Regions from separate parts of the Homo sapiens genome. Here all the other regions are linked to region 5. Evidence: chromatin loops called from intact Hi-C (ENCODE). Cell type or tissue: heart right ventricle. All regions are shown on one strand. Links, peaks and the distances in the headings refer to the core of each region. The heading gives the core; the rest is flanking DNA.

Region 1 (4,572 bases), core at 384-4,383, 65 kb before region 5:
GCAACAAGAGTGAAACTCCATCTCCAAAAAAAAAAGAAAGAAAGGCCAGGTGGGGTGGCTCATGCCTGTAATCCCAGCACTTTGCGAGGCCAAGGAGGCCAAGACGGGCAGATTGCCTGAGCTCAGGAGTTTGAGACCCATCTGGGCAACACGGTGAAACCCCATCTCTACCAAAAATACAAAAAATTAGCTGGGCATGGCAGCTTGCGCCTGTAAGGCCAGCTACTCGGGAGGCTGAGGCAGGAGAATCGCTTGAACCCAGGAGGTGGAGGTTGCAGTGAGCCAAGATTGCGCCACTGATCTCGAGCCTGGGTGACAGCGTGAGACTTCGTTTCAAAAAAAAAAAAAGCAAAAATCAGCCTAGTGTGGTGGTGCACGCCTGTAGTCCCAACTACTCAGGAGTTTGCGGTGGGGACAGCTTGAGCCTGGAAGGCAGAGGTTGCAGTGAGCCAAGATCTTGCCACTACACTCCAGTCTGGGCGTAAGAGCTAGACCTTGTCTCAAAAAGAAAAAAAAAAAGAAAAGCAATAACAAACTGGGTGTGGGAATGGGTGCTGGTCTTGCCAACAACGTCTTATTCCTAACTTTGTCATCACCCAGATACGTGACCTGGGACCAGCATCTTAATCAGCTCAGTTATAATCGACTCTGCTATAACAAAATACCATAGACAACAGAAATTTATTTCTCACTGTTCCGGCAGCTGAAAAGTCCAAGATCAAGGCATTGGTAGGTTCGGTGTCTGCCAAGGGCCCCTCTTCTGGTTGATAGATGGCGCTTCCTCTGTGTGTCCTCACATGGCAGAAGGGTGAGCAAGCTCTTGGGAGCAGCAAAGTTCTCTTATAAGGGCACTGATCTCATTCATGAGGGCTGTGACATAATCATCTCCCAAAGCCACACCTTCTAATACCGTCACATTGTGGGGTACGTTTCAACATACGAATTTTGCAGGGACGAAACATATAGCGGCGGTCCCCAGTGTTTTTGGCACCAGGAACCGGTTTCGTGGAGGATAATTTTTCCACAGACTGAGTCGGGGGAGGAAGAAAGGATGGCTTCTGGACGATTCAAGCGCTTGACATTTATCATTAGATTCTCATAAGGAGTGAGCAACCTAGATCCCTCACATGTGCAGTTCACAATAGGGTTCACGCTCCTGTGAGAATCTAATGCTGCCGTTGATCTGATAGGAGGACGAGCTCAGCTTCGCTAGAGCCAACCGCTCACCTCCTGCTGTGCGGCCAGGTTCCTAACAGGCCACAGACAGGTAATGCTCTGTAACCCAGGGGTTGGGGACTCCTGATCTAGAGCAATAAATAACCTCCCCTCTCTGGGCTTCTATTAATACTTTTTTTCCCCCCTGTGAAATGTGAGCCTTGGATTGGAGGAGCTGCAGGAGGCCTTCCAGTGCCAGGGATTCTACCTCTCTGAGGATCCCATGCACTTCAAGGCTTTATGTGGTCTGCCTCCCTGAGGTGGATAGACTCCCATATTTCTTTTTTTCTTTTCTTTTCTTTTTTTTTTTTTGAGACGGAGTCTCGCTTCATGGCCAGGCTGGATGGAGTGCAGTGGTGTGATCTTGGCTCACTGCAACCTCTGCCTCCCCGGTTCAAGCGATTCTCCTGTCTCAGCCTCCCAAGTAACTGGTATTACAGGCACGCACCACCGCGCCTGGCTACTTTTTGTATTTTTAGTAGAGATGGGGCTTCACCATGTTGGCCAGGATGGTCTCGATCTCTTGGCCTTGTGATCTGCCTGCCCTGGCCTCCCAAAGTGCTGGGATTACAGACATGAGCCACCACGCCCGGCCAGACTCTCGTATTTCTATCTCCAGGCCAGATCTCTCCAGATTCAGAGAGCCAACTGCTTATGCAGCACCTCCACCAGGATGCTGACAGCATCTTGTGTCCATGTGTCCTGGACATAGCTCCCAACTGCACACTCCCACCTGCTCCCCACACCATTGGTCCATCCATCTTCTTCTCTCCATTAATGGCCATGACTCCAGGCTTCCAGCAGCTTAGGGTAAATCCACACCCAACAACCAGTGAATCCTAATGGCTCCTCCTTCAAAATAGATCTCAAATGCAACCATGTTTGACCACCTTGCCTTCCTGCCAACATCCTGAGCAAACCGTGCTCACCTCTCCCTTGGATTTTCACAGTGGTCGCCAACCCACCTCCCTGCTACCAGCAGGGGGCAAGCACAGCATACCATCGTTCCTTCTCGACATAGCAAGCACGGCATTCCATTAAAAAATAAGATAAGTCGGCCACGCACGGCGGCTCACGCCTGAAATCCCAGCACTTTGGGAGGCCAAGGCAGGCAGATCACAAGTCAGGAGTTTGAGACCAGTGTGGCCAACACAGCAAAACCCCATCTCTACTAAAAATACAAAAATTAGCCAGATGGAGGCCGGGCGTGGTGGCTCACGCCTGTAATCCTAGCACTTTGGGAGGCCGAGGCGGGAGGATCACAAGGTCAGGAGTTCGAGACCATCCTGGCTAACACAGTGAAACCCCGTCTCTACTGAAAATAGAAAAAAATTAGCCGGGCGTGGTGGCAGGCGCCTGTAGTCCCAGCTACTCGGGAGGCTGAGGCAGGAGAATGACATGAACCCGGGAGGCAGAGTTTGCAGTGAGCTGAGATCACGCCACTGCACTCCAGCCTGGGTGACAGAGTGAGACTCCGTCTCAAAAAAAAAAAAAAAAAAAAAAAAAATTAGCCAGATGGGCCGAGCACGGTGGCTTACGCCTGTAATCCCAGCACTTTGGGAGGCCGAGGCGGGTAGATCACGAAGTCAAGAGATCGAGACCATCCTGGCCAACATGGTGAAACCCCGTTTCTACTAAAAATACAAAAAATTAGCCGGGCGTGGTGGCAGGTGCCTGTAGTCCCAGCTACTCGGGAGGCTGAGGCAGAAGAATCACTTGAACCCGGGAGGCAGAGGTTGCAGTGAGCTGAGATTGCACCATTGCACTCCAGTCTGGCGATGGAGTGAGACTCTGTCTCAAAAAAAAAAAAAAAAAATTAGCCGGGCATGGTGGCAGGCACCTGTAGTCCCAGCTACTTGGGAGGCTAAGGCAGGAGAATCGCTTGAACCCAGGAGATGGAGGTTGCAGTGAGCCGAGATTGTGCCATTGCACTCCAGCTGGGCTACACAGCGAGACTCTGTCTCGATCAATCAATCAATAATAAATAAGACAAGTCATGTCCCCTCCATTCAGTGCATTCCACAGGTAAAAGCTCCTGCACCCTGCACCCCTTACCTCTCCCTCTTCATCTCCTCCCCATCACTTCTCTCCTCACTCCACTCCAGTCACACCAGCTCCCTTGCCTGTGTAGCCTCAACACAATAGGCACACTCCTGCCCCAGAGCCTTTGCACCTGCTGGCCTCCTGAATGCTTCTTTCCCAGTGAAATCTTCTCTGCCCACATCCACACCTGCAGTTGCAACCTTTCTCTGCAATGGAGGTCTTCCCTCCCAGACCCCACCGTTCATTCTCTGTTTTGTTCAATGACTGCTTCCCCACATTAGAATGGAAGCCCTGGGAGGGCAGGATCTTTATTGGAATTGGTCACTGCTGTATTCCCAGTGCCTAAAGCCATCAGAGGAATATCTGTACTTCCAGCAAGTGGCTTTTGGAAAACGTCATGCTGGAGCATGTGCCTATGGAAAATAAGGTCAACTGGGCACAGTGGCTCATGCCTGTAATCCTAGCACTTTGGGAGGCCAAGACAGGATTGCTTGAGTTCAGGAGTTCAAGATCAGACTGGGCAATATGGTGAAACTCTGTCTCTACAAAAAAAGAATTAGGCTGCGTGCAGTGGCTCACGCCTGTAATCCCAACACTTTGGGAGGCGAGGCGAGCAGATCTTGAGGTCAAGAGATGGAGACAATCCTGGACAATATGGTGAAACCCCATCTCTACTAAAAATACAAAAATTAGCTGGGAGTGGTGGCACTCGCCTGTAGTCCTAACTACTCAGGAGGCTGAGGCAACAGAATTGCTTGAACCCGGGAGGCGGAGGTGGCAGTGAGCCAAGATCATGCCACTACACTCCAGCCTGGCGACAGAGCAAAACTCTGTCTCAAAAAAAAAAGAATTAGCCTGGCATGGTGGCACACATCTGTGGTCCCACCTACTTGGGAGGCTGAGGTGGGAGGATCACTTGAGCCAGGGAGGCAGAGGTTGCAGTGAGCCAAGATTCCACCACTGCACTCCAGCCTGGGTGACAGAGTGAGATTTCATCTCAAAAAAAAAAAAAAAAGGAAAACAAGGTTCAATTAATTCTGAGACATTTGCCCTAACTCTGAAAAAGTGCTTTCCTTTTCATTTTGCCCCTCACCTGCCCCTCCTCCCGCCTCCAGGTCCCAGCCCCCTCCCATCAAAATAATTTACAAATGGGGCCACCTGTATTAGTCTGTTCTCATGCTGCTATGAAGAAATACTCAAGACTGGGTAATTTATAAAGAAAAGAGGTTCAACTGACTCAGTTCCACATGTCTGGAAAGGCCGCAGGAAACTTACAATCACGGCGGAAGAGGAAGCAGACACGTGCTTCTTCAC
Region 2 (4,572 bases), core at 282-4,281, 58 kb before region 5:
GACCACACCATTGCACTCCAACCTGAGCAATAAGAGTGAAACTCCGTCTCAAACAAACAAACAAACAAAAAAAAGTATTACTCTTTTGTTAAGCTGCTATATAAGCCCCAGTTCTTTTTTTTTTTTTCTTTTTCTTTTTTTTTCTTTTTTCAGACAGGGACTCACTCTGTCCCCGAGGCTGGATGCAGTAGCATGATCTTGGCTCACTGCAACCTCCACCTCCTGGGCTCAAGTGATCCTCCCACCTCAGCCTGAGTAGCTGGGACTACAGGCATGGTGGTGCCACCATGCCTGGCTAATTTTTGTATTTTTTGTAGAGACAGGATTTCACCATGTTCCCCAGGCTCGTCTCAAACTCCTGGGGCAAAGTGATCCACCCTCTTCGGCCTCCCAAAGCTTTGGAATTACAGGTATGAGCCACCACGCCTGGCCTCCCCGTTCTGATTGCCCTCCTGAGTTACTTATCTCTGGGTTTTCCCACGTGTATGTGTAATGCTCATGTTAACAAAACCATCTGTTTGTTTTTCTCTGTTAATCTGTCTTTTGTCAGCCCCATATACAAGGCCCCAGCCATAGAACCTATGAAGGCTAGTTAGAAAAAAAATTTTCCACCGCTATGGCTATAAATCCCCAGCTGTCTGTGCTGTATTCATAGTTGAGTTCAATCTCTCTCCACCACTGTAATAGACTTGAATAAAGTCTTGCTTTGCCATTTTTAACAAGTTTCCAATGCAACTTTTCCCCTTTAGTAGCACACATCATCATGGTTGTTTTTTGTTTTTTTCTTTTTTTTTTTTGAGACGGAGTCTTGCTCTGTCGCCCAGGCTGGAGTGCAGAGGCACAATCTTGGCTCACTGCAACCTCTGCCTTCTGGGTTCAAGCGATTCTCCTGCCTCTGCCTCCCACGTAGCTGGGATTACAGGTGCCTGCCACCATGCCTGGCTAATTTCTGTATTTTTAGTAGAGACAGGGTTTTGCCATATTGGCCAGGCTGGTATCGAATTCCTGGCCTCAAGTGATCCACCTGCCTGAACCCGGGAGGCGGAGGTTGCAGTGAGGAAGATAGTCTCATTGCACTCTAGCCTGGACGACAGATCGAGACTCCATCTCAAAAAAGAAAAAAAAAATAGTGCTGTCAACCATATATAACAAAATTCGGAAACTGTGATTAAGTACAGAGTTTATTCCAACTCAGAGCTTCAGGATGGCCACCCAGGAGCATAGATTTCAGGCTGCTCTGAATACACAGTCTGATTCACAGTAGTTAAAGTGGGTTTTTGGCTGGGCACGGTGGCTCATGCCTGTAATCCCAGCACTTTGGGAGGTCGAGGCGGGCGGATCATCTGAGATCAGGAGTTCGAGACCAGCCTGACCAACATGAAGAAACCCCATCTCTACTAAAAATACAAAATTAGCCGGGCGTGGTGGCACATGCCTGTAATCCCAGCTACTAGGGAGGTTGAGGCAAGAGAATCGCTTGAACCTGGGAGGCAGAGTTTGCGGTGAGCCGAGATCGTGCCATTGCACTCCAGCCTGGGCAACAAGAGCGAAACTCCGCCTCAAAAAATAAATAAATAAAATAAATAAAGTGGGTTTTTCGCCGGGTGCAGTGGCTCACGCCTGTAATCCCAGCATTTTGGGAGTCCGAGGCAGGCGGATCACAAGGTCAGGAGTTCAAGACCAGCCTGGCCAATATGGTGAAACCCCATCTCTACTAAAAAATACAGAAATTAGCCGGGCGTGGTGGTACGCGCCTATAGTCCCAGCTACTTGGGAGCTGAGGCAGGAGAATTGCTTGAACCCAGGAGGCGGAGGTTGCAGTGAGCTGAAATCCTGCCATTGCACTCAAGCCTGGGCAACAAGAGCAAAACTCCATCCCCTCCCCCACCCCAAAAAAAAGAAAGAAAAAGAAAAAGCACAAGGCCAGGCACGGTGGCTCATGCCTGTAATCCCAGCACTTTGGAAGGCTGAGGCGGGCTGATCACATGAGGTCAGCAGTTCGAGACCAACCTGGCCAACATGGTGAAACCCTGTCTCTACTAAAAATACAAAGATTAGCTGGGCATGGTGGTGCATGCCTGTAATCCCAGCTACTCGGGAGGCTGAGGCAGGAGAATCGCTTGAACCCAGGAGGTGAAGGTTGTAGTGAGCCAAGATCATGCCACTGCACTCCAGCCTGGGCAACAGGAACGAAACTCTGTCTCAAAAAAAAAAAAAGAAAAAAGAAAAAAGAAAAAGAAACCCTGTCTCTACTAAAAAATACAAAAATTAGCCCGGTGTGTTGGTGCATGCCTGTTATCCCAGCTACTCGGGAGACAGAAGCAGGAGAATCACTTGAACCCAGGACGTGGAGGTTGCAGTGAGCCGAGATCACACCACTGCATTCCAGCCTGGGCGACAGAGCAAGACCCCGTCCTAAAAAACAAGAAAAATCAAGGCCACCAAAGCAAAACATGCCCACGCTGAGTCCATGCTCAGGCCCTGCAAGGAAATGCAGAGCAGCAGAGAAACACAACTGCGGTTCCTGAGGGCAGAGTCAGCGGGTTTCAAGGCTGAAAAGGGAGTCAGTTGCACTCTGCGAATGAGGCCTGGAAAACCAGTGCCCGGGAGAGGAACGAATGGGTCCACAGGTCTGAACACAGTTGGTCCTGTTGTTCATTGATCAGAAAAACTTCCATTAGTATCTGCTGAGATCCTGGCCATTCCAACTTCAGGATCTTTTATCAGCTTCAGCTCACTAGAGCCCCTTGTGGTGAAATACAACACTTAGGTTTGAAGGCTCCTAGAAAGTGCTGCTATAAATGGAAAAAATAATTTACAAAGTGAAGCGTCAATGGACAACCTTTCTTCTCCCTCAACCTCCTTTTCTGTAATTTTTTTTTTTTTTTTTTTTGAGACGGAGTCTCACTCTGTCACCCAGGCTGGAGTGCAGTAGGGCAATCTTGGCTCACTGCCACCTCCACCTCCTGAGTTCAAGCGATTCTCCTGCCTCAGCCTACTGAGCAGCTGGGACTACAGGCACACACCACCACGCCCAGCTAGTTTTTGTATTTTTTAGTAGAGATGGGGTTTCACCATATTGGCCAGGATGGTCTCGATATCTTGACCTCGTGATCCACCTGCCTCAGCCTCCCAAAGTGCTGGGATTACAGGTGTGAGCCACCGTGCCCAGTCAACCTTTTCTGTATTTTTCTACTTTCCCTTCAGTGATCCTCTGTATTATTTTAATATTTACAAGAGACAGCAGGGCGTGATATCTCACACCTGTAATCCCAGCACTTTGGGAGGCCGAAGTGGGCAGATGATTTGAGGTCAGGAGTTTGAGACCAGCCTGGCCAACATGGTGAAACCCCATCACTACTTCTGGTCCCAGCTACTCAGGAGGCTGAGGCAAGAGAATCGCTTGAACGGGGGAAGCGGAAGCAGAGGTTGCAGTGAGCCGAGATTGTGCCACTGCACTCCAGCCTGAGGGAGTGAGACCTTGTCTCAAAAACAAAAAAGTTTACAACAGACTTTCAAGAAACATCAGTTGCCAGACACGGTGTCTCACACTGATAATCCCAGCACTTTGGGAGGCAGCGGCAGGCAGATCACCTGAGATCAGGAATTCGAGACTAGCCTGGACAACATGGTGAAACTTCGTCTCTACAATAATACAAAAAATTAGCCAGGCATGGTGGCGTGTGCCTGTAATCCCAGATACTCAGGAGGCTGAGACAGGAGAATAGCTTGAACCCATGAGGCGGAGGTTGCAGTGAGCCGAGATCACGCCACTGCACTCCAGCTTGGGCGACAAGAGCAAGACTCTGTCAAAAAAGAAAAAAAAAAAAAAGAAACATCATCTTAGTGAGGAGGGTGACCTTCACTTACAGCCATGCTGTAACTGGTACCCCACAAGCCCTCTCATCTTAAGAAACCATTAAACTAAACTGGACAAAAGCCGTGAATGCCAGTCTTCAGGCACTGAACCACAGGCAGCACAAGCCTATGACCCCCGAGTGGAGGGAAACTCACAAGGTGAGACTTCACCCTCTGCCCCTCTCCCTACCCTCTTCCTGGGGACAGTTTTGTAATCACTGCACGGTGAGCTGGAGTCCAGGCAGAACTTAGTGTCCTGCTGAGCTGAGAAGGTGGAGTTAGCATTTGGGGCAGTGGAAATGGCTAGAAATGGTGGGACATGGTGCCAGAGAGGAGGAGTCTGTGCAGAAGGAGGCCCCGAGGTCTGGCAGGGGAGAGGAGGAATGTCCACTAAAAGTCCTTGACTAAGGGCTGGCTGAACATGCATGGGGGAAGATGACGCCAGGCCTCCAGATAGCATCTTCTGCAGGGTATAAGTGAAACAGGCTGGGCATAGTGACTCACACCTGTAATCGCAGATTCTCTCTTGCTCTGTCACTCAAGCTAGAGTGCTGCAATTACACAATCACAGGCCTCTGCTGCCTCAACATCCTAGGCTCCAGTAGCCCTCCCACCTCAGCCTCCTGAGTAGTTGGGACTGCAGGCATGTGCCACCATGTCCAGCTACTGTATTAATTTTTTTGTGTGTTTGTAGAGATGGGGCCCCACTATGTT
Region 3 (4,572 bases), core at 166-4,165, 74 kb before region 5:
AAATACAAAAATTAGCTGGGCGTGGTGGCGCATGCCTATAATCCCAGCTACTCAGGAGGCTGAGGCTGGAGAATCGATTGAACCTGGTAGGCGGAGGTTGCGGTGAGCCGAGATCGTACCATTGCACTCCAGCCTAGGCAACAAGAGTGAAACTCTGTCTCAAAAAAAAAAAAAAAAAAGACTGAGTGGGCACAGTGGCTCACGCCTGTAATCTCAATGCTTTAGGAGGCTGAGGGAGGAGGATGGCTTGAGTTCAGGAGTCCGAGACCAGTCTGGGCAACATGGCAAGACCCTGTCTCTACAAAAAAATTTAAAAATCAGGCCAGGCACAGTGGCTCACACCTGTAATCCCAGCACTTTGGGAGGCTGAGGCAGGCGGATCACCTGAGGTCAGGAGTTTGAAACAGCCTGGCCAACATGGCGAAACCCTGTCTCTACTAAAAATACAAAAATTAGCCAGGCGTAGTGGCAGGCGCCCGTAACCCAGCTACTCGGGAGGCTGAGGCAGGAGAATTGCTTGAAACTGGGAGGCAGAGGTTGCAGTGAGCCAAGATTGCGCCACTGTACTCTCCATCCCAGGCAACAGCGTGAGACTCCATCTAAAAAAAAAAAAAAAAAAGGGTGGGCGTGGTGGCTCATGCCTGTAACCCCAGCACTTTGGGAGGCCGAGGCGAGCGGATCACCTGAGGAGTTCGAGACTAGCCTGGTCCAACATGGTGAAACCCTGTCTCTACTAAAAATACAAAAATTAGCTGGGCGTGGTGGTGGGCACCTGTAATCCTAAGTACTCGGGAGGCTGAAGCAGGAGAATCGCTTGAACCCAGGAGCTGGAGGTTGCAGTGAGCCGAGATCTTGCCACTGCACTCCAGCCTGGGTGACAGAGCGAGACTCCATCTCAGATAAAAAAAAAAAAAAAAAAAAGTCCAGGCACGGTGGCTCACGCCTGTAATCCCAGCACTTTGGGAGGCTGAGGCAGGCAGACCATGAGGTCAGGAGTTCGAAACCAGCTTGACCAACATGGAGACACCCCATCTCTACTAAAAATACAAAAATTAGTAGGGCATGGTGGCAGGCGCCTGTAATCCCAGCTACTTGGGAGGCTGAGGCAAGAGAATTGCTTGAACCCAGGAGGCAGAGGTTGCAATGAGCCAAGATCGTGCCACTGCACTCCAGCCTGGGCAACAGAGCAAGACTCTGTTTAAAAAAAAAAAAAAAAAGGTGTCACAGCCTCTACCCTGGAGTCATCATGGGTGCAACATGGCAGGTGAAAGTTGGAGCTGGGACATTCTCTCATCAACCAGCAATGATAATAAAGGGAAATAATAACACAGCCCTGGCCATGTGCCTGACGCTCTGCTTCATATTTTATAGAATAACTCATTTAATTGTCCCAACAGCCCTATGAGGTGGTTACAATTATCCCCATTTTGCAGGCGAGGAAACTGAGGCACAGAGAGGCAAAATCACTAGTCCATGGTTACCCAGCTAGCAAGCGGTGCCTCTAAGCTCAGCACTGCACTGATGATTTTATTAGCTCACAAACTCCCCAAGGTAATACAGCCAGTTTATAGATGAGAAAATCAAGGGTCAGATGGGAAAGTCACAGACTCCAAGATCACACAGGTAGCAGTGTCTGCACCCAAGGCCTGAGCACTTTGTTCTCAGAGAACAAAGGAGGTCTCCCCTCTGTCCGGAAGCCTCCTGAGGACAAGGAGGTTGGCTGTGGCCCCACTGGAGGCTGGACCCACCTGGGCAGAATCGTGGTGCGGAGGCGCCCTCTGCTGGCAGCAGGGAAAAGACCAGCAAAAGGAGCCTTCCTTTCCTCCCTTTGCTTCTGGCCTAGAGCAGGTTCTTGAGCACCTCCTCTGGGCCTTGCCTGGCACTGGGGATGCTGAAATGGATGAGTCATCACCCCTCTCTTATCCCCTCAGAGGAAATGAACCATTTTGAAAGGGTTATCAGCAGAGGGCTGGGGAGAAACACCTGACCTAGCCTGGGCAGTCTGAGAGGGCTTCCTGGAGGAGGTGATCTGCATTGAATGAAAGGTAGCCTGATTCAGTTCAAGTCTCTGGGACCAAAACAATTTAGGCTTCATTGGCCAGGGTAGTTGTCACAGGCCACCCTGATCATGATATCAAGAAAACCCAAGAGCCAGATGCAGTGGCTCATGCCTGTAATCCCAACTCTTTGGGAGGCCAAGGAGGGAGGAGCGCTTGAGCCAAGGAGTTTGAGACCAGACTGAGCAACATAGAAAGACCCCCACTCTACAAAAAAAAATTAAAAAATTAGCCAGGCATGATAGCACACACCTGTGATCCCAGCTACTTGAAAAGCTGAGGTGGGAGAATCCCTTAAGCCCCGGACATCAAGGCTGAAGTGAGCTGTGATGGTGCCACTGCACACCAGCCTGGGTGACAGAGCAAAACCCCATCTCAAAAAAAAGAAAAAAGAAAACCCACAGAAGTGAAATGTAAATGAGGGCTCTGATAAGCCAAGGAATTTCAGGGGGAAGTGCCTTCCAGGCAAAAGGAACAGAGAGGGCAAAGGCTCTGAACACAGAAGGTGAGACAGACCAAGGAACAGCAAGGGGGCAGGTGTGGCTGGATCAGAGTGAGCAGAGGGGAAGGAAAAGAGTTAGGGAAGGGAGCTAATAGAAAAATTATGACTTTATGTGTGGGTGTGCTGCCTAATTCACCCAATCCACCTTTCATTGTCTTTTTTTTTTTTTTTGAAACAGTCTCGCTCTATTGCCCAGGCTGGAGTGCAGTGGTACAATCTCAGCTCACTGCAACCTCTGCCTCTTGGGTTCAAGTGATTCTCCTGCCTCAGCCTCCCAAGTAGCTGGGATTACAGGCACTCACCACCATGCCCGGCTAATTTTTTGTATTTTTAGTAGAGATGGGGTTTCACTATGCTGGCCAGGCTGGTCTCAAACTCCTGACCTCGTGATCCACCCACCTCGGCCTCCCAAAGTGCTGGGATTATAGGCGTGAGCCACAGCGCCTGGCAAATTTGGTTACTTCTATGGTTTACAATAACTTAGCATAATAGCCATAATTATAATTGATAGCATATACTTAGACATTGGAATTTTAGAAATCCCATACCATTTTGGAATATATATTAGTACTATTCACAAAAATATAACCTAAAGAAGATTGACTGCCTGGCCGCTGCACTGTCTGGGAAGTGAGGAGTGCCTCTGCCTGGTCGCCGTGCAACCCTCCAGGTGTGAAGTGGCAGCCTTGTGTGTGATCTTTCTGCCCTCCCCAAGTTTGCATTTTTGACAGTAAAGTTTACTTTTAAATTAAAAGATTTAAATTGGGGAAGATTAAAAAAAAAAAAAGAAGATTGAGCATCATTTTGGCAATCTCATGTACCTAAACATGTTGAATAATCCTGTTTACCTCCTTTCTGGATGTTTTCAGTGGCCCTCTGATCCATCCAAAAAGCCAGGCATTAGGAAAGACAATTTTGAAACTGAAGTTTGATTTTGGAATTCCAGATTACCGTAAGTTCTTTATTTTGCCAAAACGATGACTCAGAAATTTTAAAGAAGCAAAAACTTTGTATAACCCTTTTGAATTTAGTCAATATGTTCACACAGAGAACCTCTTCTGCAAATTAATTTTGCCAATTCTTCTACCACTTCTTTGAACCTTCAGCTTTTTCTATCTAACTCAAAACAATCATTTAACCCTAGGCAAAATTTACATTTCCATGCCTTCTTATAACCTTTTACAAAAAAAAAAAAAAACCACAACACATTTTACTGTTCTTATACACCTTGCATGTAAATCTATTTGCAGAAGTCTCGCTCTGTCACCCAGGCTGGAATGCAGTGGTATGATATCAGCTTACAGAAACTTCCACCTCCCGGGTTCAAGCAATTCTCCTGCCTCAGCCTCCCCAGTAGCTGGGATTATAGGCGTGTACCAACATGCCCAGCTAATCCTTATATTTTTAGCAGAGACGGGGTTTCACCATGTTGGCCAAGCTGGTTTCGAACTCCTAACCTCAGGCGATCCACCTGCCTCAGCCTCCCAAACTGCTGGGATTAGAGGCGTGAGCCACCATGCCCAGCCATATTTCCAGTAGTCTTGATTGCATGTTACAATGGTGACTCTTTGGCAATTTTAACTGTAATGTAAAACCTGGTAAGTTATGTTCTGATAAGATTTGACTGTTTTCAGCATAGCTAGGGCATTGCCAATTCCACATGTCCCCAGGCCTTACCTAGCTGGAAAGCAGGCAAGTAAAACAATTGCCATGAATTAAGAATATTCGCATGGGCTGGGCACAGTGACTCACACCTGTAATCCCAACACTGGGAGGTGGAGGCGGATGGATCACCTGAGATCAGGAGTTGGACACCAGCCTGGCCAACATGGTGAAACCTCGTCTCTATTACAAATACAAAATTAGCCAAGTATGATGATGGACGCCTGTAGTCCCAGCTACTTGGGAGGCTGAGGCAGGAGAATCACTTGAACTTGGGAGACAGAGGTTACAGTGAGCCGAGATCATGCCATGGCACTCCAGCCTGGGCAACAGAGAGAGACTCCACCTCAA
Region 4 (4,572 bases), core at 300-4,299, 190 kb before region 5:
GCTCAGTCCCAGGCTTGCTCAGGACTCAGGGAGCCCATCTTGGTCTGAGGAATGGCTGCCTGAGGACTCAGGTGTGGGTGTTCCTCCGGCCAGCATGCCTCTCCCAGAGTGGATCCCCCAAGCCCAGAAAAGGTGGGAGGCACTGGGAAAGTCCCCTCTCTTGTCCCCACCCTGCCCATGCAGGAATGGCCCCAGGTGGAGCTCTCCCGCCCCGCTACATCTTTTAAAAGGAGCTTGAGGCTGGGCATGGTGGCTCACACCTGTAATCCCAGCACTTTAGGAGGCCGAGGCAGGTGGATCACTTGAGGCCAGGAGTTTGAGACCAGCCTGGGCAACATGACGAAACCCCATCTCTACAAAAATACAAAAATTAGCCAGGCATGATGGTGCACGCCTGTAATCCCAGCTACCTGGGAGGCTGAAGCAGAAAATTGCTTGAACCCAGGAAACAGAGGGTACAGTGAGCCGAGATAGGGCCACTGTACTCCAGCCTGGGCGAAAGAGTGAGACTCTGCCTCAAAAGAATAATTAATAAAAATAAACATAAAAGTAGCCTGAGAGGGACGCCATCCCCTCTGCTCAGTCAGGGCCTGTAAGAAGCTGTCCCCATGAAACTGCAAATCTCAGCACGGACAGACACTGCCTCTTGGTGGCTTCCGCAGAACAACAGGGAAGGAGCATGGGTGCCATGGGAAAGAAGGAACCAGATGACCTATCCCCCTCACAGCCTCAGGGGCTCCCCTCCAGGAAATAAGCAGAATGGTCTCTACTCCAGGCAGAAACACGAGGAAAGCTGAATGCATGGATGGCACCGTGTGAGGCCCTGGAGAGAAGGCTTCCAGGCCGCTCTGGCTTAGCCACAGCAGCCCCCACTCTCCACTGCCCCAGAGCAGAGAGGACTGCGCGGGCTGAGGCCTGGTCTGAGCATCAGTCCCAGAAGGCGGGGAGAGCAAGTGGATCTGATCCAGGCTCCACCTCTAAGCAAGTGGCTGGGCTACCTGGAGTGCGGCGTTGAGAGGACTCTGAAGCCCAGTCTGAGCCCGTGAGCATCAGGATCAATTGACCAGGTCTGCCATAGCAAGGGGGTGGGGGGAGCACCTGTGCCAGGTACCAGCCATGCCCATCCCGGGCTTAGGGCTGCCAACAGCAATGTCTACGAGTCACCTCCTGTTTCGGGATGACCTGGGCTTCTGGCTCCCCTCTCACCACACATACCCGGGAATCCCTGGGACCCAGACGTGAGTCCTAGGCCTGGCCCTCACTACCCAGCTCCCTCCCTCCCTCCCTCCCTGAAGGGGTCTCCGTGCCCTGACTGAGGTGAGCGACACCCCCGGTCCCCTCACCTTGGGCTGGAAGGACACTCGGTGCTTGGCGGGCTCGACCTCGACCTCCGGCTTGGCCTCCTCCCCCGAGTCCTCGCTGTAGCTCTCGAACTCACTGGAGCTCCAGCCTAGGTCCTCCGCCTGCCGAGGGGCCCCAGCCCGGTGCGCATCCTCGTAGAGCAGGTTCCTCTCTGCCCCTGCTGGCCAAGCGGCAGCCGGTGAGCCCAGGCCCTGAGGCCAAGCCTACCAGACTTCCAGCCTCAGACCCAATTTCTGAACCCAGGTGGGGCGAGGGGGGGTCAGGGAGAACATGGGGGCCCTGGGGCTCCAGCTCTACCTCCTCAACCATGAAACGAAGATGATAATACATTTTCCCCCTCGTAGGGCAAGGAGGGCCTGAGAAAATGGGGAAAACCCAAGAAATGGGTCAGACGTGCACAAGCCCGCTCACTTCCTTTTGCTCCCAGCACTGCTTTTGTATGGTCTCAGCGCTCATTGTGAGCCTCCTTGGCAATTTTGTTTTAGAGACAGGGTCTCATTGTCTCGCCCAGGCTGGAGTGCAGTGGTACAATCATAGCTCACTGTGGCCTCAAACTCCTGGGCTCAAGAGATCCTCCTATCTCAGCTTCCCAGGTAGCCGGGACTACAGGTGTGCACCATCACACCCAGCTAATTTTTTAATTTTTTGTAGAGACGGAGTCTTGTTATGTTGCCCAGGCTGGTCTTGAGCTCCTGGACTCAAGTGATCCTCCTGCCACGGCCTCCCAAAGTGCCAGGGTTACAGGCGTGAGCCACCACACCCAGCCGAGCCACCACACGTGGCCTGTTTCTTACTGGAAAAGAGAAGACCCGGAGCCAAGTCCTGGCTCAGGCCCTCAGCATCCTCAGGAATGAAACAGAGATTGTTGGGGCCTCAGGGCTCCTCACCCCAAATCTGACTTCACGTGCAGCCTGGGATCTTCCAGTAGGGGGCGCAGCTGGCCCAGAGTCCAGGAGCTCCTTTCCTTCCTAAGCCTGCGGGAAATGCCTTGGACTGAAAACTTGGGGACAAAAAGCTAAGAGTCTGGAGGGACAGGTCCCACAAGGGCCAGGGCACTCGTGGGGCCCATTCAACTCGGCTATGAGATGCCACTTGAAGCCTGAGGTGGGAAAGCCACTGTCCCGAGGCCGGAACACAGGGTCCCAGCCCCAGCTCCGTCACTGGGGGATCTTGGGCAAGGCCCTTTGCCCCACTGGGTTTCATTTCTTCATCTGTTACCTGGAGAACTGCAGACCTCATGAAACTGGGGTCAGACGCCAAAAAGTACATGAAGATGAAAATGCTTTTGTCATCACAGAAGAAATATAGCATTGGGAAGGGTTTTTTTGTTTTTGTGTTTTTTTAAAAAAAAAAAAAAAGGAATCTGACTGGTCGCGGTGGCTCACACCTGTAATCCCACCACTTTGGGAGGCTGAGATGGGTGGATCGCCTGAGGTCAGGAGTTCAAGACCAGCCTGGCCAACATGATGAAACCCCATCTCTACTAAAAATACAAAAACTAGCCGGGTGTGGTGGCACGCACCTGTAGTCCCAGCTACTCAGGAGGCTGAGGCAGGAGAATTGCTTGAACCCGGGAGGCGGAAGCTGCAGTGAGCCGAGACCGTGCCACTGAACTCCAGCCTGGGTGACAGAGAGAGACAACATCTCAAAAAAAAAAAGAAGAAGAAGAAGAAGAAAAGAAATCTGCTCAGAAACGACTGTGCTGAAAAACTGCGAGCTTTGGTCATCAGAGACCTCTCTGCAAAATGTGGCTAATAATAAGTGGACAAGTTGAGTAAATAAAACAGGCACGGAGCTCTTGGCAAAGTGCCTGACACATAGCACGCACTCGGCTGAGAGCAGTAGGCCGTCACTCATGGTGGCTCTGGGGGAGCTTGGGTGTCAGTCCATAGACCCAGGGCCCCCCAGCTTCACCCCACAGGAAAGGTGGGGTGCGAGAGGTTGGGGGCAAGAGTGTCAGCCAAAGAACAAAACAGATGTGCCAAAGCTTAGTGGGAGACGGGTCCCAGAACCAGGAGGGAACATGAGGCTATTTTTAAGCAAAAGATAATAGTAACTAATGTCTTTAGAGAGTGGAGCAGCTGCGACCTTCAGAAGGCCAGGCTGATTGTCCTGTTATTGCAGTGGAGGCCCCTGAACTAGTGGCCAAAGAGGCAGAGTTCTCAGGGTAGCCCTGAGGAGGAACCCTGGCAGCATGTGGCAGGTCCACGCCTCCACAGGGCTGAGCCGTGCACCCAACCACCTCCATCCTCGGTGTGCCACGGCTCCCAGCGGCCCTGTGCAGACAGCAGGGTGTGAATGATCACTCCTCCTATTAGACAGATGGGAGAGATGTGGCTGGCCACAGTAAGACAGTGAACGGGGCCAGGGTTCTGTACCACCTTCCGTTGAAGTCCCCGCCATCTACACATATAGAAATATCCTCTCCAGTGGAGACAGAGTCACAGAACTCTTGTGCCTGTGTGCAGCCCGAGGGCCAACTCCTCAGCTTTCAGGGACCACATAAGGGTCCCCTCATGCTTCCTGCTCAGTGTCCTCATCAATTACCTCATGGAATCTACGCTACCACCCTAGGACTGGCTATTATTGCCCCAGTTCTACAGATGGGTCAACTGAGGCCCAGAGAGATTGGTCAGGACCCCGTGTGACCCTCCCCAAAGGCCTGTGAGCTGGGGATTTTCCTGCTTTATGTGAAGAAGCCAAGGCACAAAGGCACAAAGCCCTGTGCCCAAATCAATGGCAGAGCTGGCCCGAGCTCCTCTCCAAGCTTCTGCTGAGCCCACATCAGCCCCAGGCAGGCCAGTGCTGGGACCCTCGGCAGGCATAACACTAACAACAACAGCAACAGTGGCCCTGTGTGAAAAGCATCTCCAAAACTCCACCCTGCACTGAGCTTTGTGCAGCCTTGTCACAAATGATCCTCCCACAGCCCAGCATATGGGGATCCTGGGGTGGGTACTGTGGTCCCCATTTGCAGGCTCAGAGCTAGGGTGCAAACACAGGCTGTGTGACACCCAGGCCATGAACATGCCACATCCTCCCAGACCCTGAGGACAGTGAAGACAGGAGCCAGGGACTTAGTGACTTGATTGAATTCAGGTGGGAAATAGGCCAAATGGGTTAAACAACAACTGAGGCCCCTCAGCCGCTCAGACCTCCCAGCTCTGGGACTTTTCTGAGACTCCTTTGCCTCCTAATACAGTGGGAATC
Region 5 (4,572 bases), core at 358-4,357:
TGCCTTTGATTCTAAATCTAGTTCAAAACATTCACCATTATCTTCCCTTTTGTGATATTTTTCCTTTCTTCCAGAAACGGGCTCCGTGTTTGCGTTTGGGGAAAACAAGATGGGGCAGCTGGGCCTTGGCAACCAGACAGACGCTGTTCCCAGCCCCGCGCAGGTGACCCCTCCTCAGCTCCGGCTCCATGGCTTTTTGTTTCTCTTTACTTTTGTGTTTGATTTTCTAAGGTGGGGTCTCCGTTTGAGTTAATTTACCCCTTGTAAAAACAGGGTCTGGATGTTTAGTTACATGCTGTAGAGTTTTTTTGTTTGTTTTTTTGTTTTTTGTTTTTTTTTGAGAACGGAGTTTCACTCTTTTTGCCCAGGCTGGAGTGCAATGGCGCAATCTCGGCTCACTGCAACCTCCGCCTCCCGGGTTCAAGTGATTCCCCGGCCTCAGCCTCTGGAGTAGCTGGGATTACAGGCATGTGCCACCACACCTGGCTAATTTTGTATTTTTAGTAGAGACGGGGTTTCTCCATGTTGGTCAGGCTGGTCTGGAACTCCTGACCTCAGGTGATCCACCCACCTCGGCCTCCCAAAGTACTGGGATTACAGGTGTGAGCCACTGCACACAGCCTTGCTATAGTTTTTAAAACAGGCTTAGTTTGTGGTCGGGTTGAAAACCATCCTGAAAACATTTTGTTTCCAAATGGAGAAATCTGTTAGAAATGCCTTGTCGTAAGCCTGTTCTGTTCCAAAGAAAGTGAGTGATGTTATATGGATGTAATTGTACTTCCCCCAAATACTTTGTTTTGACCTTGTATAAAGTCACCAGCCAGATGCTTAGAATACAAATACGAGATAGGCAGTCTTTTTTTTTTGGAGGGGAGACAGAGTCTCGCTCTGTTGCCAGGCTAGAGTGCAGTGGCGCGATCTCAGCTCACTGCAACCTCTGCCTCCCGGATTCAAGCGATTCTCCTGCCTCAGCCTCCCGAGTAGCTGGGACTACAGGCATGCTCCACCACGCCTGGCTAATTTTTGTATTTTTAGTAGAGATGGGGTTTCACCATGTTGGCCAGGATGGTCTCCATCTCTTGACTTCCTGATCTGCCTGCCTCGGCCTCCCAAAGTGCTGGGTGTGAGCCACCGCGCCCAGGAGATAGGCAGTCTTTTTTTTTCTAAGAAACTTGAGTTGGAGGGGTGAGATTTATACCTTAAAAACAAACTACTACTAAAGGCAGAAGAATGCTAAGTGCCTAATTAGTGGTCTAGGTGATGAAGGAAGGGAGGGACTTGGTTTTATTGATCTTAAAGAGACAGTGGCTAGGCTTTGAACTGCTCTGTGCTGGGAGGGTGGGGGTCTGAGGGTGCTTCTTTACATATCTTCTAAGCTTTGTGTTCTAGAAATGCCTTCAGCTTTTGCCTTCAGAATTACTGAGTTTATTAAACTTCCGTTTGTAACCTAGTAATTGTTTCCCACCAACATGCAGAGAGGTAGAGGCTTTTTATCAGTCTTTAAAAAAAATGAAAGTCTCCTTTCTTGTCTTTTCAGATAATGTACAACGGCCAGCCAATTACCAAAATGGCCTGTGGGGCTGAATTCAGTATGATAATGGACTGCAAAGGAAACCTCTATTCCTTTGGGTGCCCTGAATATGGTCAGCTGGGTATGGAAGTACATTTTTTAAAAGCTCTGTAATCTAACTGTATATATTCAGAACTAGAGATCAGTGTGGGGCTGCACACACGTGTTAGAAATGTGGGTAATTGATCTCAGATAATAGCCTTTGTCCGTTAAGTGGATCTCACGTTCAGCAGAACAGCGCGTCCTCATTCACAGGATTATGGAGTATTGCAACACTGCCTCAATGGAAAAGTTGGGACTGGAGTCCTACAAAAGATTTCTTTTTTTCTGATTTGGGAATTCATTTATATAAAGGGATTTCAAAGTTAAAAAAAAATCAGACCACCTTCATTCAATTTCACATTTAAAGATTATGCCTTTATTGAAAATGAGAAAATTACGGAAAATGAACGTTGTTCTGGAAACCCTGGCCTGGGCGATTATTTCGGGTTGCCACGTGAGGAGCCCTGGTGGACCCCCTCCCCGTGCGTCATCCCTAGCCAGAATCTAGTTGTCCAGAAACTTGTTTCTTCGATCTCATTGGTGGAAAAGGAGAATTCAGGCATCAGTTCTCAGTTAGTGGGGGGAGTGTCTTCCGACCTGATGGTCTCCATTCTCCTTCCCATCGGACCCTAAGTGCGGTTCCCTGAAGTGCGCTTCCCGGTTGTGGCTCTGCCTCCACTCCAGCCCCTCTGGGGAGGCCTCCGCGAGGTGTGGCGCGGGCGCCCTCTGCTGGCCGCGCGCGCTCCTGCAGCCGCAGCGCCTGGCAGATGGAAAAGGTAAAAATAGCGCCGAGCCCGCTGGCCTTAGCCTCGGGGAACAGTGACTTTGTGAAACTAAATATACTTCAAGTCAGAAGTGAATAAGAGAGAACAGCCCCTTACGCACATTTCACATTTCGCGTTGGTTGCCGTGGTGGAGCCCGAGACAGTTGGAGAGCGGTTTCCATGGCCACAGCCCTGCTGCGGTGCCCAGCAGCGGTCCGCTTCCTGCCACGTGCGCGCTCCTGCTGCCTTGGCCTCCCCTCTGCACCCCGGCAAGTCGATTTTCCGTCAGGAAGCATGACATGCTGTTGGTGATAAAAACGGCTCACTTTCATGGAGCAGTGACTGTGTGTGCCAGGCACCATGTAAGCACTTTGTACAAATTCGCAGGTGCTCAGTTACACTCAACTTGCAGGTAGTTTGGAAATCGGCTTGATTTGTAGCTACAGAATCGCTTATTCTCAGCGTATTACTTGCTTTAAGGCAGGTGTTTGTTTCGTTGTCCAAATCCAGATAGATCACTTTTAGAATGAACCTAAATCCGACTATGGCCGTGTCTCATCCACACACACTCATGCCTTGTGCCCCCTTTTTTGCAGTGCACTGAACTGGGCTGGGCAACGCCAAGATAAGAAAGACGGAGTCTCCCTCTGTCACCCGGGATGGAGTGCAGTGGTGTGATCTCAGTTCACTGCAACCTCCACCTCCTTGGTTCAAGCAATTCTCCTGCCTCGGTCTCCCAAGTAGTTGGGACTACAGGCGCCCGCTGCCACACCCAGCTAACTTTTTTTTGTATTTTTAGTAGAGACGGGGTTTCACCATGTTGACCAGGCTGGTCTCAAACGCTTGATCTCAAGTGATCTACCCGCCTCGGCCTCCCAAAGTGTTGGGATTACAGGCATGAGCCACCGTGCCCAGCCATGCCATTTAACTTTATTTTAAAGAGCTGTCACCCCTCTAGAGGGACAGGGAAGCCCGCTGTTCGATGTTTTCTGGAGTAGCTTCTGTCCTGTACTTCTGGAGAAAGCAGATGTGTGCAGCTCTTTAAAGGAGGTGGAAAAAGCAGTCACCAAATGTGCCTCCTCTCCTGTCTGGGAGTTGTGTCTGTTCAGTATCCACTGTGTCGATAGCAAATAAAAGGACTCTAATCATTTGTTGACTGCCTTGCTGAAACCTTGTCCGGAAGAGTGCAAGTGTTTAAAAATACCATTTTTGTGAGAAAAGTAGCGACATATCCGGAAATGCATTCTATTTACTGTGATGCTCTTACATTCATCGTAGCCTAGAAGGTGGGGGAATTTCTTAGTGGGGACCCTCAGACTTTTATTGTTTTTTTTGATACGGAGTCTTGCTCTGTCACCAGGCTGGAGTGCAGTGGCGCGATCTCGGGTCACTGCACCCTCCGCCTCCCGGGTTCAAGCGATTCTCCTGCCTCAGCCTCCTGAGTAGCTGGGACTACAGGCGTGCGCCACCACACCTGGCTAATTTTTGTATTTTTGGTAGAGACGGGGTTTCACCATGTTGGCCAGGATGGTCTCAATCTCTTGACCTCGTGATCCGCCGACCTCAGCCTCCCAAAGTGCTGGGATTACAGGCGCGAGCCACCGCGCCCGGCCAAGACCCTCAGACTTTTAAACGGACAGATGTTCCACTGGAAGGGATTATGTCAACAGTAGAGAACTGCTGTCATAAGACAGTGATAGTGAGCAGAGATCATGCCACCGCACTCCAGCCTGGGCGACAGAGCGAGACTCTGTCTCAAAAAAAAAAAAAAAAAAATAGAACCTGCTTATGAGATGAGTGTTATAAGGCGCCCTGTAAACAAGCCCAGGAGTTTTATTGTGTGTAGCGTAGTTGTGATTCCAGGGTGCAGTTGCTCCTTGGTAACCTGGGGGATTGCTTCCAGTACCCCCTGTGGATACCAAGATCTTAAGATGCTCAAGTACCTTATATAAAATGGCATAGTATTTGCATGTAACCTGTACACTTAAAATCATCTCTAGATTACTTCAGTACCTAATGTGATGTAAATGTTATGTAAGTAGTTCTACTGTATGGTCTTACTTGTATTGTTTGTATTATCTTTTTTTTTTCCTTGTTTCCTCCTCCCCCCAGATATTTTTGGACCACTGTTGGTTGAACCTGTGGCCATGGAGGGCTGACTGTATTTAAATAGCACAGTGCTCAAAAACACACATA

What was found. A loop is a pair of places that touch in the nucleus more often than their neighbours do. Peaks named below come from ENCODE experiments on the same cell type or tissue, not always from the same donor. Only the 100,000 strongest peaks of a DNase experiment are listed, where the experiment ranks them.
Region 1: a loop joins it to region 5, with 2.4 times the contacts of the local background. A loop is called at or near these places in 62 of 110 quality-filtered maps.
Region 2: a loop joins it to region 5, with 3 times the contacts of the local background. A loop is called at or near these places in 55 of 110 quality-filtered maps.
Region 3: it touches region 5 in a loop (3-fold over the local background); 43 of 110 quality-filtered maps call a loop at or near these places.
Region 4: it touches region 5 in a loop (5-fold over the local background); 45 of 110 quality-filtered maps call a loop at or near these places.

The regions. Positions count from the first base shown.
Region 1 is chr1:17,483,103-17,487,674 of GRCh38, reverse strand. No RefSeq gene overlaps it. Among named protein-coding and RNA genes, the nearest start is that of RCC2, 46 kb to the right of the region's middle. RefSeq lists an enhancer at 1-80. In heart right ventricle, for the core only: a CTCF peak has its summit at 2,200 (motif pointing right); no DNase peak of the experiment used is centred there; H3K27me3 peaks cover 550 bases.
Region 2 is chr1:17,475,707-17,480,278 of GRCh38, reverse strand. No RefSeq gene overlaps it. Among named protein-coding and RNA genes, the nearest start is that of RCC2, 38 kb to the right of the region's middle. In heart right ventricle, for the core only: a CTCF peak has its summit at 2,753; a DNase peak (open chromatin) is centred at 4,208.
Region 3 is chr1:17,491,642-17,496,213 of GRCh38, reverse strand. No RefSeq gene overlaps it. Among named protein-coding and RNA genes, the nearest start is that of ARHGEF10L, 46 kb to the left of the region's middle. RefSeq lists a silencer at 1,642-1,784. In heart right ventricle, for the core only: a CTCF peak has its summit at 1,781 (motif pointing left); a DNase peak (open chromatin) is centred at 1,753; H3K27me3 peaks cover 724 bases.
Region 4 is chr1:17,604,749-17,609,320 of GRCh38, reverse strand. It overlaps ARHGEF10L (Rho guanine nucleotide exchange factor 10 like), which reads right to left. Exons shown (of 29, transcript NM_018125.4): 7 at 1,344-1,519. Among named protein-coding and RNA genes, the nearest start is that of ARHGEF10L, 67 kb to the right of the region's middle. RefSeq lists an enhancer at 907-1,435. In heart right ventricle, for the core only: a CTCF peak has its summit at 2,277 (motif pointing right); DNase peaks (open chromatin) are centred at 2,300, 3,180 and 3,470; H3K27ac peaks cover 2,182 bases.
Region 5 is chr1:17,417,794-17,422,365 of GRCh38, reverse strand. RCC2 (regulator of chromosome condensation 2) reads left to right here. Exons shown (of 13, transcript NM_018715.4): 6 at 75-163; 7 at 1,538-1,652. Among named protein-coding and RNA genes, the nearest start is that of RCC2, 20 kb to the left of the region's middle. RefSeq lists enhancers at 1-315, 2,045-2,579, 4,519-4,572. In heart right ventricle, for the core only: no CTCF peak of the experiment used is centred there; a DNase peak (open chromatin) is centred at 2,355; H3K4me3 peaks cover 398 bases; H3K27ac peaks cover 684 bases.